Regions from separate parts of the Mus musculus genome. Here region 1 is linked to region 2. A link is a loop called in an ENCODE intact Hi-C map of the cell type or tissue named here. Cell type or tissue: heart. All regions are shown on one strand. Links, peaks and the distances in the headings refer to the core of each region. The heading gives the core; the rest is flanking DNA.

Region 1 (6,816 bases), core at 1,220-6,219, 180 kb before region 2:
GATTCTCTGCTCTCAGAATTTAAACACGGGAAACGGGGAACGTGTTTTCTGTTAGAAAACGCCTCTGAGAGCATCACCACGGCGAGCACCAAGACACTAAAATCCCCAGCGCTGCTGTTACTTGACTTCAGCCACAGAGCAGCTGGGTTTGCTTGTTTGTTTTCTGTGTTGCCCATGAGCAAAATGGGAACCACCTGCTCTGTTCAGGATGGATTTAACAACTCCTTTCCCTTCTAGTCTAGGTGGCTCCTAGGAAAGAGGGCTCCGCCTTAAACTAAAGAGGCTTTGGGTGTCTAGTCACAGCAGTTTGATTGGCAGCTTTTAAGAAAAGATAAGAAATGGAAACAATACGACTATTTGAAAAATCTAAGCTTCAAACACAACGTTATAAAGGAACTCAGCCTTGGTTCAAGTTGCCTCAGGACACTGACCTTGGCACAGAATTTTGACTGAAAATTGGTTCCAGACATGGAAGGATCTGATACACAGGCACTGTGTGGAAAATGAAAACTCCTTCTAGACATTTTTTTTTAAAACCTTCCATTTTGCCTTCAAGGTTGAAGGGGTCAAACAGATAAGAACTATGTGGCCGTAAGGAGGACTTAGTCTTGCCCACAAAGTTGAATTTTTCCAACTAGCCCTTCTCCAGGCACACAAATCTCTTTCTACTAAATTCTCCTAGTTGTTTTAGAGAACACTTAATACCTCTCTACTTCAAAACCTTTAAGAAGGTATCTTGACTGGTTAGCAGAAGACGACCTCTGCTTCTTTCTTTAAAAAGCAAAACGGGGTTTTATGATATCCATTCCTAATATAACAATCACCTAGGGAATATTTAGCTTGGGCCGGGTGCTATGCTTGGTATTTTGCATACAGCAAATCATTTGTTCTCTTACAAGCTGCATAGTGTTATCTTATAGATGTGATGGCTTGAATAAGAATGGCCTCCATGAGCTCCTATGTTTGAGTGTCCAGTCACGAGGAATGGCACTGTTTGAGAAGGATTAGGAGGTGTGGCCTTGTTGGAAGGAGTATGTCACTGGGGCTGATTTCATGGTAAGGGGTCATCACAACATGAGGAACTGCATTAAAGGGTTGCAGTGTTAGGAAGGTCGAGAATCACTGCCTGCGAGGCTGTTTCAGAACCAAGCTGGCACACTGCGGAGCTGAGTGTTGAGACCACGTGTTCTAGCCAAAAGTCACACCTTTTCTCACTACCATTTCTATTTTAAAAGCTAAAAGAACTTATTCACATTCACAACTGAAATTCCGACTTTAAACATTTAAATAAGTAAATGATATTTTAAAATATTGATAGTTAAATACAAATACATTTAAAAAAAATCAATGTACACCAGTCCCGGGTTTACTGAAATATATACAGAGAACAGACAACAGAACTACTTTTGTCTTAGGGTTTCTATTTTTGTGAAAAGATGTTACAAGTCTTTTTTTTTTTTAAGATTTATTTATTTATTATATGTAAGTACACTATAGCTGTCTTCAGACACTCCAGAAGAGGGCGTCAGGTCTCATTACAGATGGTTGTGAGCTACATTGTGGTTGCTGGGATTTGAACTCAGGACCTTCAGAAGAGCAGTCAGTGCTCTTACTCACTGAGCTATCTCACCAGCTCCTGTCACAAGTCTTATAAAGAAAAATAGTTCATTGGAGCTGGCTTACAGTTCAGAGGTTTAGTCCATTATCATCGTGGCGGAGAACATAGCAGCACACAGGCTGTGAGGCTGGAGAGACAGCTGAGAATTCTACATCTTGGTGGGCAGGCAGCAGGAAGAAAGAGACACACTGGACCTTACGCTTCTGAAACCTCAAAGCCCACCCCCAATGACACACTGCCTCTAAAGAGGCCACGCCCACTCAAAATGGCCACACCTTCAAATAGTGCCGCTTCCTATGAGCCTATGGGGCCGTCTTCGTTCAAACCCACCACAACTTCCATAAATAGCTTTGCTACACATGATAAGTTTTGACCTTAGACTGTAGGGACAGATAGTTTGACAGAAAAACAACAGGTCCAGTCCTTAGGCCCCTTCCTCAGAGAAACTCTAGTGGACCTCAGGAGTAGCAGAAAAAGGACAATCGCTTGCTGAAAAAAAGGGAACATGAACTACCCTGCTTCCTTCAGTGAAAACAAACCAGAAGCCCCTCCCGTAAGAAGTGCAGCAAGCTGCGGAGGTAAAGCAAACAGATCGGAATCGTGAATGTAAGAATTGCTGGTATTTAGAAAAGCTCACAGCAGGCACCCATGCTTTCAAACTCCTGCCGCAATCTGGGGGAGATGTCAATCACTACTTGCACTGTTTTTCAACAGTCCTTGGTGGACAGAGAATCTGGCTGCAATTACGAGCTTATTTTGGATTGGGCCCAGCATACGACATAAAAAGGCATAAACCAGGCCTGTACTTTGTCACCGGAGGGGCCTTCCTCAACTCTGCCTCCTCCTACCCCCCCTAACAGGGCCTTTGGCAACGTAAGCGGGAAATTTTTTATTGTCGCAACGCGAGGGTACTGGCATCTATCAGTTAAAGTCATCCTAACCCCCACCAAAGAACTAGGCTATTAACAGCATGATGTTGCGCCTGGATGAAAGGGGTGATCGATTTGTGACAGAGGGGAGTAGTTTTGGTCGCTGCCTATTGCGGCGTGGAGGTCACCACTCTTCAAATACTAATTCTTAGGGCAACCCACTACTGATGACAGAGAAGTGGATCACCAAATGTCCTAGAATACAAACCAGATAGAGATGACATTATTTTGCTTTTTGTCTAGAACAATAATATGTCACCTCAAGCCCAGATTTTAGGTCCTTTCTGCTGTCTTCGCCGGCGAGACATCCCTGGACTTTTCGGACAACTGCAAACAATTGCAAACTGAAACCCGAAGCCTTTTGGCGCCAGGGTTTCTGCGTGGGTTGTGGGTTTCTTCCCCCCTCAGCAAAGAGTGGTGGGGGAAAGCAAAACACTTGGGGAATGAGGTGTTTTCATAACGTCATTTGTTTAGTCTAGATGAGGAATGCAGCTCTTTCGCGACAGGAAAGCTGCGGATTCCAGAAGCCGGGATTCTGACCAGAGACTATCCTGCACCGGGGAGTCCTGCACCCCGGAGGCTAACATATGGCGTTTGTGCAGTAAAGGGTGGCGGGAATCCCACGGGGCGACACCGGATCTCGCTGGCTCCGGGCCGATCCTGAGTGCTCCGGACGTCCCGGGACCGGCGGGTAGGAGCAGCCGGAGACGGTGGGAGACTCGGACGCGCGGGAAGCCGCAGGAAGAGGCGGGATTCCGGTCTTTTGTCTCGGGGCCAGAGCTCGAAACCCGCAGCGGGAGCCCAGCTCAGCGGGCCGGGCGGAGACCATCGCACACCCCGAGGGGCATGACCGATGATGGGCGTGGCGAACAAGGCCACGCCCAACATAAGTCTTTAAAAGCGGGCACACGCGCTCCCGCCAGTCTCCGGATCCGCCCGCGGCTTTCCTCGGTCAGACCTCGTTAGCTCCGCCCGCCGCGTGCTCCCTCCTCCCACTCGGGTGAGTCCTAGGAAGCCTGCAGCCCCGCGGTCCCTGTCATCTCCACCCCTGCTCCTGACTATGCTTCCACCCGTCCTCTCACTTCTGCCCCAATGCGGGGTCCACTAGCACACCTGCTGTCGCCCCCAGACCATCCCTGCCCTGGGACCTCATGTCCTTGGGGCAGGTAAATCATCCCCTGTGACCTTTAATTTTCCATCCTGTTCTCTGGGAGAGAGGCGAGCTGGGAGTTTCTCGTGGCCGCCAATGCCTCTTTTTGTAGCCCCAGGCTCCCTCCCAGGGCTGATTCTCCCCTTCGGGTAGGAGGGGTTAGAGGCTTCGGGGCTCCAGTGCCCCAAGGGTGTGTCTGCCCAGCCCTGACGACCTTCTCGGGAATTGGGTGGGTACTCTGGGGTGGTGGGCGTCTCCATACCCTCTGAGCTCCAGTTCTCCTGTGGCGAAACGGAGCTCCTGGCCATCGCCTTTGTTCGGTGGTCTCTGCCCACCCGGCACAGAAGGAACCATAGTGAAATTCTAGTTGAACATTCCTAGCTTTTCCTGGTGCTTTCTACCTTTAAAGTACAAACAAGGATACAGCATTGCTTGGTTCTGAAATTCTGCAACAGGTCCTAAAAGTCACAGTATGGGTTCAGAGCTAGATAATAGTTATAGGCATCCGTGAGGTAAGGGGTGAGGTGAGGGGAGAGCTCTTGAAACTTCTGCCCCCTTGGAAGCCAGGACTTTGAACTTTATTTGTTTACCTGATTACTTTTTGAGTAAATATTTGGTTTGACCTGTTTTGTTTGAGTCGCATACATTTTTACTTTATTAAATGCTTTTCAGTTCGGGGCGGGGGGGGGGCTGGGTGTAGTAATTTTTTAACTTGGGCAGCGAAAATAGTTAAATTATTGACTTTTTCAATGCGTGCTTAATCTCTACTTACATAAAACCAAAGAATCCAAAAAGGAAGTGATTCTTGTACCCAGATTCTTCAAGAAAGATTTAAACGGTAGATTTCAAAAGAGAGACTCATACAATCTCAACACTGCATACAAGTGACATTTGGGACCCTATTCTCTGCCATTGCCTTGTAATTGTTACTGATAATTCCTTCATTACTCCTCAAGGCTGTTTGACCCCACTTTTTATAGCCAGGTTGCCATAGACGTATACATCCCATGAGTCTCTGGAACACTGTTTGCTTAGTTATCTTGAATATGTTGGAGCACACCTCGGTGCTTGTTAACTGAATAAAGAAGGCGGGAACAGACAAGGCCCCGTTGTGGGGAGCAGTAGATATTTATTAACAGATTTCAGCCAACGTGGTGTTTTTTTTTTTTTTTTTTAACACCATAAATTGTTAACAGATTCCTCCCAATCTTGTTTGAAAATTTTTGGCTGATATGGAATATGCTCAAGAGCATGCTAAAATCAGTACTGATTGGAGGGCCATCCTGGTGAAGTTGCACAGTCTTGGACTTGAGGGAAATTGTATCTTTATTAAAAGATAGCATAAATGTTGGTATCAAGTAGGGGGACAGGATACTAGGTCCAGGCATAACTCTGTCAATACATAGCTTTGAGAGCTCAAGCCTTTGGTTTCCATTTTCCTTCTGTTACAAATGAGAGGGATGAATGAGATGGACATAGGGGACCCTCTAAGGGAGAGGAGGTGTAACATGGGAGGGCAGAAATCAAGTCTAGAGTGTCACTCCCAAGTCAGTACCCCTTGGTTTGGTGCCCCTAACACGTTAACACTCTCTGGTCTCAGCCTTGTGAAATAGGTCTAATAGCATCCTTGCTGGGGTGGTGGGGGAGAGGGAAAGGGTGTGTCTGGGTAGGGTGTGTGTGTAAGGAATGCCTAAGTACAAGGTACAACCTTAGGGATATGTATGTGGTGGGTTGCTTGTGGTTTTAGATAACTTCCTGCGCTTTCTGAAACTTGGAGTGAAATGGTTCTTGGTGGGAGTCTCTCCAGAGAGAGGGGACTTCCACTTGAACATCCCCCAGCCCTTCCCTCCATCCTCAGACCTCCCGAGGTTTCCTCAGGACTCCATCACTGCCTGGACTGGAATTTGCTTGCCAGCTCCTGGGTCCTGTCGGTTGGGTAACACCTAGGGAAGGAATCCTGTTTGTATGTCCCAGGCCTCTTCTCCAAACCTGTGGCTTCTTGTTGTGTGTTGTTTATAGTACTGGGCTTGAACCTAGGACCTCGTGAATACTAAGCAAGGACTCTGAAGGGAGCCACAATCCACCCTTTTAATTTTTTTCATTTTGAGACAAAATTTTGCAGTTTCCTAGGCTGGCCTTGAACTTTAGACCATCCTGTCAGAGTCTCCCAACTAAGCTGGGATTACAGACCTGTGCCTGGTCCAAAACGTTTTTAAATATATAAGAGACAGCACGTGTGACTGAGATTTGAAGGAGTTGAATTTCTTGCATTGAAAATCAAGATCTAGAGGACTGCTTCTCATTCTGCATTCTAGGGAAAGCAAGGCGCGGCTTCTGGCTGTTAGATTTTATTGTTGTAGGCTGTAGAGGGAGAGCCATAGTGTACTGTGTGTGAATCATTTGCAGAGACTTAGCCAGGTCCTTGCATTTTCACGAGCTCCTTGTGCCAACAGTACTAATTGCTTTTGCCTAGTAATAAAAGTTCAGACAGATTTGGATACAGCAAGGCGAAGGGCCTTGACAGTTAACTGTAGGAACGGTTTCCTGGTGGCTTCACAAAAGGAATGGAGAGAGAATCGAATCTAGTATAGCAAATGCTACGAATCTTTGGCATAGCCACAGGTGACAGTACTGCTATCTCTGTGGCTGCCAGTGAGCTCTATTGGTGTTCTAAGTCTCTTGTTTTCATAGTTAATATTTACCAGGTTTTCCAGCCATAAAAAATGAGAATCATGGCAATGCCTACTTACCATTTAGTTGTGAAGACTATATCAATAAACAATGTAAATGAATATGGTAAATATTACAGGAGTATTTGTCATTGTGACTACCTGCTATGTAACAGACACTATTGTAAGGGTGGTTTGCATATATTGTTTAATCTCAGAACAGCTTTATGATATAAATCAGCATCACTTTCATTTTTAAAATAAGAAAACTGGCAGATAAAATGTTATCTTTATCATTTGCCAAATACGCAGGAATCTTGGCATCTAAATCCAGGTTCTCCATGTGCAGAAGGTGAGGATGTTGAATTGTGTGAATAGTTCTGAAGTATCTGGTCACATTCACAGATTGCTGATTGCTCTGGGATGGGTTGGGTCCAGAGATTACCAAAC
Region 2 (6,816 bases), core at 598-5,597:
TGGCACTCCATTCGAAGGGTTACCAGGAGTAATACAGACTAGTGGGATCTGAAGCCACACAAGCCTCATCTATATTTGGTTATCAATTATTGCCATATGGAAATAGCATTCCATATCCCCGCGGTCTCGTAGTTTCCACAGGTTAGAGGTCCTTACTGACTGAAATTTCTTAATTTTTAAATGCTATCAAGCAGAACTCAATGACAAGAACTCTGAGTTAACTTCAATGGCTTTAAATGAAACCTTTAAGGGGAAAACTCCCGTGCATATCGAAACAAAGAAGAGCTTACACTATAGACTGAAGTGACTCTGCTGAGAAAGATGTGTTTACAGAGCAGCCTCCACTCACCCCACACACTCCATCCCCTACCCCCTACTCCTGCCCCAAGGGCCTCTGGGAGGGTGGGTTTCAGAAGGGTTCCTACCATCTTTAGCCTGCTAAGAGTGACGGGCCATGCCGAGATGTTGATATGAGCTGATCACTGTCTCCCCACAGGGAGTCTAGAATTTGGGTATTGTAGGTGTGTCTGGCAGATGCTGCCTGCATCACTAGTCTCCAATAAAATTCAGGACCTGGAGTCTCTAATGAGCTTCTGGTTTGTCAATTTTTACTAGCACTGTCACAACTTGTTAGTGGGGCGATTGAGCACCTCCGGCTCATGGGACTCATGGGAGGGGACCTTTGGGAACCTGCACCTGATTTTCTCTGTACTTATTCAGCATGCTTCTTCTTTTGCTGATTTTGCTGTGTATTTTTTTTTCAGCCATAAAAATCATAAATGTAACCATGAGTACTACTACACTGAGTCCTGAGTACCACCACACTGAGTCCTGAGTACTACCACATAGACATCTGAGTACTACCATACAGAGTGAGTCCTGAATACTCTGAAGAGTCCTGCAGCTCCTTCTAGTGATTCACCCAAACTGGTGTAGTCATAGAAACCCCTCTAAACAAAACTGAAAGAAATATATCTTTGAGCCAAATCCAACCCATGGAGTATTAGCTCTCAATCTCTAACATACAAAACGATCAGGGCAAGATGGCTGCCACCTGTTAACGGGCACGTTTGAATTCGCTGTCTCCTTGATGCCTCACAACAGCTGGAATATGTCTGCTGTTGTTGGAGTTTTTGTCTGTTTTGTTTTGTTTTGTTTTGAGATTGGCTTTCTATCCCAAGCTGTCCTCTAGGTCCCTACGCAGCCAGGGGTTTCCTTCAATTCCTGATACCCCTGCCTCCAACTCCCAAGTGCTGGGACTACAGGTATGCACCACCATGCCTGGTTTATGAAGTGCTAGAGATAGAATCCAAGGCATACAACCACTCCAGCAACTGAGTTACACCCCCAGGCCATTGAGTTTTGGGGAGTTTGTCCAATATGGATAGTTTTGAGCGCTTGTTTGAAAGTTCTGGCAGGGGACAATGTAGCTACTCGTGAACCCTTGACTTCTCACACCCTAACATCTTAAATATTAGCGGTTCTCAACCACTAATGCTGGGACCCTTTAATACAGTTCCTCATGTTGTGGTGACCCCCAGCCATAAATGTATTGTTTGCTACAAATTATTTGGTGCTATTTTGCAACTGTAGTTTTGATACTGTCGTTGTGTTTTATAAAAAAGAAAGAGACACCAGGGATATGTTTGGTGGAGGCACAGTATGGTGTGGGGGTGTGCTTCTGCGAGGCCCATGCTGAGGCATCCCTTCCCCCTGAGGGACCAGTCACAGGACTATAGTAGTGAAAAGAGTTTATTTAGGGCATGGGGAGGGGAGTTGAGGGGGTAGTAGAGACAGAGAAAGGCAGAGAAAGAGAGGCACACACACACACACACACACACACACACACAGAGCAGAGGAGTAGAGGCCAGCCATGAGCATGTGTGGGGGTGGAGGGGTGGAGAGAGAAGAAACAGAGGGGTAAGAGGGGAAGAGAGCAAGAGAGCCAGAGAAGGGCTGTGAAAGTCTTTTGTATCTGTGTATGAATAGGGTTGAAACCACTGAGGCTGACATTTCTTAGCAAAAAGAAGATAATGAAACAGGTTGCCATTTCAACCATCTTTTGAGGTTATATACTTATTAAGAATCACTGCACTGCCAGAGCTGCCTGCCTGCATGGCTACAGTCCCCACACTTGGGAGGCCGGGCAGGATGATCAAGACGGCAGCCTTAGCATAATAAGCGAGCTTGAGGCTGTTCTGGGCAACATGAGAACCTATTTAAGAAAAAAACAAAAAAAGTCATATTGCCACTGTAAAGGGTTGTTTTTGTATCTGTCTGTTTTGTGGGTGTTTTGATACATAGTAACCTCTGAATTATAAACACCAACCAGGTCCGTAAGCATCCCATTCATTTCTGCATCCACATCCCTTCATTTCCTGCTATGTGCACCTGGTGGTCATTGTGTAGAGTTAAAATGACTGACATTTGTTGACTGTGTTCAGTACTGATGCATTTCCATGCCTGTAGGCATCGATAAAGTACAAATTATTTTTATATTCGTTCTTAGGAAGGAATCCAAAGCACAGGAAGGTTCCGATCAGTGTTTAGCTGAGCCTAAAGTGTCCATCAGTTCAAGCAACAATCGACTTAGGAAGGCAAATAAGACATATTCAAATATAAACAAGCAGTTGAGTTGCCTGGTTTTCAACAAAAGGCAGTTGGGATTTGATTGGCATTTATTTCCTCCCTTTGTTTGGTTTGACATCGAAGCTGCTCTAGTGCCACCTGCTGGCCAGGATGGGGAACTATCTGACTTTCCCTGTAATTGTATTTATTCCAGCAAGATTCTTCTATATATACTGGTCATGTAACTGCAGTTTTTAAATGTCTGGCCTATGGCCCCCCCAAATAAACACTTGACGTGTATTATTTATATCTGGATAGATAGATGGCCATAATATTGATCTAAGGTAGAGCACTCCAATTTATAGTCCAATTTTTGTATATTTCCAGACACCTCAAGATAAGCATCACAATATAGAAGTACATGTGTCATGAATACATGTTTCACAAATCCTGGTATCACTATCATTTTGCATAGGATAAAAGGGAATTATTAGTGATTTTCAGAAAGCTGTGACTTCAGCATACCTTAAGCTTTGATTGTGCAATTCTTACAAAGTGGTTTGTAAGTGTGATTTTATTTTAAGATATCTTATATTATGTCTTAAAATAGGGTGTAACATCTTCACAGGGCTTTGGGGGGACTATAGTCAATGAACTGCAAAAAAAAGTGGTTCGATTATTTAAATTACAACCCTGAGGTGAACTGAATTCCTTTTCGTGTGTGCACAAATCTGCATGGCAAAGCACTGACATTTTAGGCCCGGGCATGCGTGCTTGAATGCAGCTCCCCTTCAGAGTGAGTAGAAAATGGCCGGCCCTTTCATGTACCAAAGGAAGGGTTTGCACTCTGCCCCCAACACGATTTCTACCACAGAATAAAGCCAGTACCAGAAATACAGAGGCAGGAGGGGGAGAGAATTTATTGGAAATGGAAGTTACCAACACAGAGAACAGCAAGCAACATTTAATCTAACACTGCTGGGTCTCGCTAAGGGATACATTAAAAAAAAAAATAGGCAAGTTGCTTATAGAAAGAGAACCCCTGAAGGAGAGGGGTAATGCAGAACTACACAAATTACATAGAACAACCTTCTCCCTCTTTCCCTTCTCCCCTCCTTCCTTTTTCTCTCCCCCTCCTTTCTCTTTCTCTCCTTCCTCTTCCCCTTCCCCCCTTTTTTCTCCTCTTTCTCCTCCTATTCTTCTCACTCCTCCCCTCCTCCCTCTCCTCCTCCTTTGCCTCCCACCTGCTCTCCTTCCTCCTCCTCCTTCTCCTCCCCCTTTTCCTCTCCTTCTCTTTTGCTCTCCCAAACTTTATTAATGGAAAAAACAGTGTTGGCCAAGCTATGAAGCACAATCAGTTTTCTGGAATCCCACTTGCAAACACCTGACACTTGGTTTCCAAATGCTCACACAGGAAGCGCACAAGGTTCCGGGTTGGGCTAAACAGGTAAGAAGTTGCAATCCTGATGCTCGCGTGTTCCGGCTTTGCCCAGTCTGTAATCTGTCCTTGAATAGTAATCTTTGCCCAGTAGCTACTATGCCCTCACTCGTTTTGTCTGTTAGCTTGCTGAACTCTTCTTCCCTATGTAGAATTTGAGCCGCCTGGCCAAGAACTGCATTTCTTATGTCAAAACTAGGAATTTGTTTAAAGCAACAGCATGCTCTCTTTTGTATGAGTTGCCTTAGCAGCTATGGCTTGTACTACAGTCTCCTAAAGGAACTGTGGGTTGTCTTAAGCATTCCCAAGCAGCCATGATGAGTTTGAATCTGAAGGAGGCCAGCCACAGCCATTAAATTAACCCTAACGCTGGAATTATTTACATCCATGTTGACCAATGTCCATCTTGAGTTGCAGTTTAAGTAATTTTTGACTTATCAGATTCTAACAATATGTAAAGTTTGAGGTGTCTGTGAGCAGGGCCTCTCTTCTGCTCTGTGAGCTCACCTTGGGGAACTAGGGTCTCAGATAACTCAGAAAACCACAGCGGTTGGAGCCAGTGGCTTTCAGGTTCTCTTCTCACGAACTGGAAGAATGAATTCCATGACTCACAGAGGGTGAGTTTTAGTAAGAACGGTTCTATTGCAGAAAACTCAAAAAGGAAAAAGTCAGGGTCCCCATGCCACTGGGTTCCCAGAAAGTGGGATTCCAGTGAGTCTCCCAATGAGACCTCACTGGATGGAGGCCTGGAGCTGGGGTGAGCCGATCAAGCCCGCTCCCATTCCTGGTCTCAGCCCTGACATCATATTTGGTTTCTGGGAAAAGGGTTCCTTTAGGCCAAGGGAGATAAGGCAAAACTGCTTCTATTTCCTGGCACCCGTGGCCTCTGGCCAGGACAGAACCGAAAGCACTTAGGCTTAAATATCTCTGGCATCTTTGGCCTCCAGCGAGGAGGATGCAGCTGGTGGGACCCAGAGTATTTCCTGCTTTAGCAGAGGGGAATCTGTGCGTGTTTGGAGCCGATTAATCCTGCATTGATGCGGTAGTTTCCATGTGTGGTTCTTGTTACCAAGTTTGTTTTCCAACAGTGTTTCTTTATCCAAGACTAAGCGTAAAACCAAGCCACCAATCAGCAGCTTCTTGCGCATTCCGAATCTTGAAAGGAAAGCGAACGCCTCCGAGACACTTTTCAAAGAACTTGGACCAGTCACTGCTGTGGATGTTTCTTAAATCACCTATGCCTTCAATCTTATGAGCGTCAGACTTTCTGGTCTTCAAGACAGACAATCAAGTTTCTAAATTCTGTTTCATCTTTGCAGGTGAAGCAGACAGGATTCTGGCAGCGGAATCAAAAGCTTGCTTCATTCAGAACGTGCCCCCCCCCGCCCCCCCCCCGCCCCCCCGTCTCTCAGGTTGCTGCCCCGCCCCCAGCCCCACCCAGGTGTAGTAGCCGCAAGCTGAGGGATAATATAGATAATATTGATTCTCTGATCCTTTATAGTCGTGCTTTTGTTTTGATCCATGAACTGACCGGATGTAGACTGGCCCCCTCCGCTCCTCATACTCAAATCCATGTAAGAAAGGGGAGGCTTGTAGGTGTCAGAAATGGAAAGACTCAAATTCAGAGTAGCGAGTGAGTAGTGCCAAAGCTGGGGGTGTCACGGTCACAGAGCACCCAGGATTGGCTATTGTCAAGCGGCATGGCGTGAGTCATCAGACTTCACGTCCGTCCGTCCGACCGTGAGGCAGCAACCGCAGAGAATAAGCAGCTGACTTAGCTAAGAGAAGTGCTCCGTTAGCTTCCTGAACATGAGCAAGAAGTCTGTGCTGGTCAGTATTGCGTTAGCTTGACACAGCTAGGGCAATCTGGGAAGAGAGAAAAATGCCTCCATCTGATTGGCCGGTGAGCAAGTCTGTGGGGGAGCATTCTCTTCACCAATGATCCATGTGGAATAGTCCAGACCACTCCTGGGTTGATAGTTCTGGGATGAATAAAAATAAATAAATAAGCTCAGCAACCAGGAGCAAGTTTCTAAACTGCGTTCCTCCATTACCTCTGAGTCCTGCCTGGATTTCCCTTCCTGGTGGATTATAACTTGGGTTAACCCTTTCCTCTCCCAGGTTACTCTTGGCCGTGATATTTATCACAGCAATAGAGAGCAAACGAGGAGCCTCTGGTGGGAGCCTCGGGTTTGAGAGTTCAGTCCATGCTCAGCTTGGTCTGTTGTTTTTAAGTCCGTGACAAGGCAAAAGCATCATGGGAGAAAGCTGTGACAGAAGAAAATGGTCCCCATTATGGCTGCACAATGTGAAGGAGTCTAGAACATTCTTTTAGGAGTAATTAACTCTATTTTCTTATTTTTATAGTTATCTTATTTATATAGTAATACAAAGCAAAGTTGCATGCAGAATTCATTCAGATCATTTAATAGCTTCAGTTTTAGTCCTTTTATATGCGTTTGGAGATTTATGTAAAGAGAAGTTATTAATATGTGGTCAGAGCAATTACTGTACTCCAGGAGGGCTGTGAAACACACATGCAGACAGACAGACAGACAGACAGACACACACACACACACACACACACACACACACTCAAGAAATAGAGTTTTCCTCAAGCTGCAGAACAAGAAGACACTAAACAGTTGATCCTTAGAGTTGGATGGATTCTGGTACAAAACATTTCTCGAGCAGCTGGAGAGATGGCTCAGTGGTTAAGAGCATTGACTGCTTTTCCAGAGGTCCTGAGTTCAATTCCCAGCAACCACATGGTGGCTCACAACCACCTGTAGTGGGATCCGATGCCCTCT

What was found. Peaks named below come from ENCODE experiments on the same cell type or tissue, not always from the same donor. Only the 100,000 strongest peaks of a DNase experiment are listed, where the experiment ranks them.
Region 1: a loop joins it to region 2, with 5 times the contacts of the local background. A loop is called at or near these places in 1 of 42 quality-filtered maps.

Annotation. Positions count from the first base shown.
Region 1 is chr10:110,916,708-110,923,523 of GRCm38, forward strand. It overlaps Csrp2 (cysteine and glycine-rich protein 2), which reads left to right and starts at 3,469. Exons shown (of 6, transcript NM_007792.4): 1 at 3,469-3,547. In heart, for the core only: no CTCF peak of the experiment used is centred there; DNase peaks (open chromatin) are centred at 2,554 and 3,454; H3K4me3 peaks cover 4,551 bases; H3K27ac peaks cover 4,553 bases.
Region 2 is chr10:111,097,530-111,104,345 of GRCm38, forward strand. No RefSeq gene overlaps it. Among named protein-coding and RNA genes, the nearest start is that of Gm29916, 17 kb to the left of the region's middle. In heart, for the core only: CTCF peaks have their summits at 2,735 (motif pointing left) and 2,951; DNase peaks (open chromatin) are centred at 2,732 and 4,922; H3K4me3 peaks cover 710 bases; H3K27ac peaks cover 1,924 bases.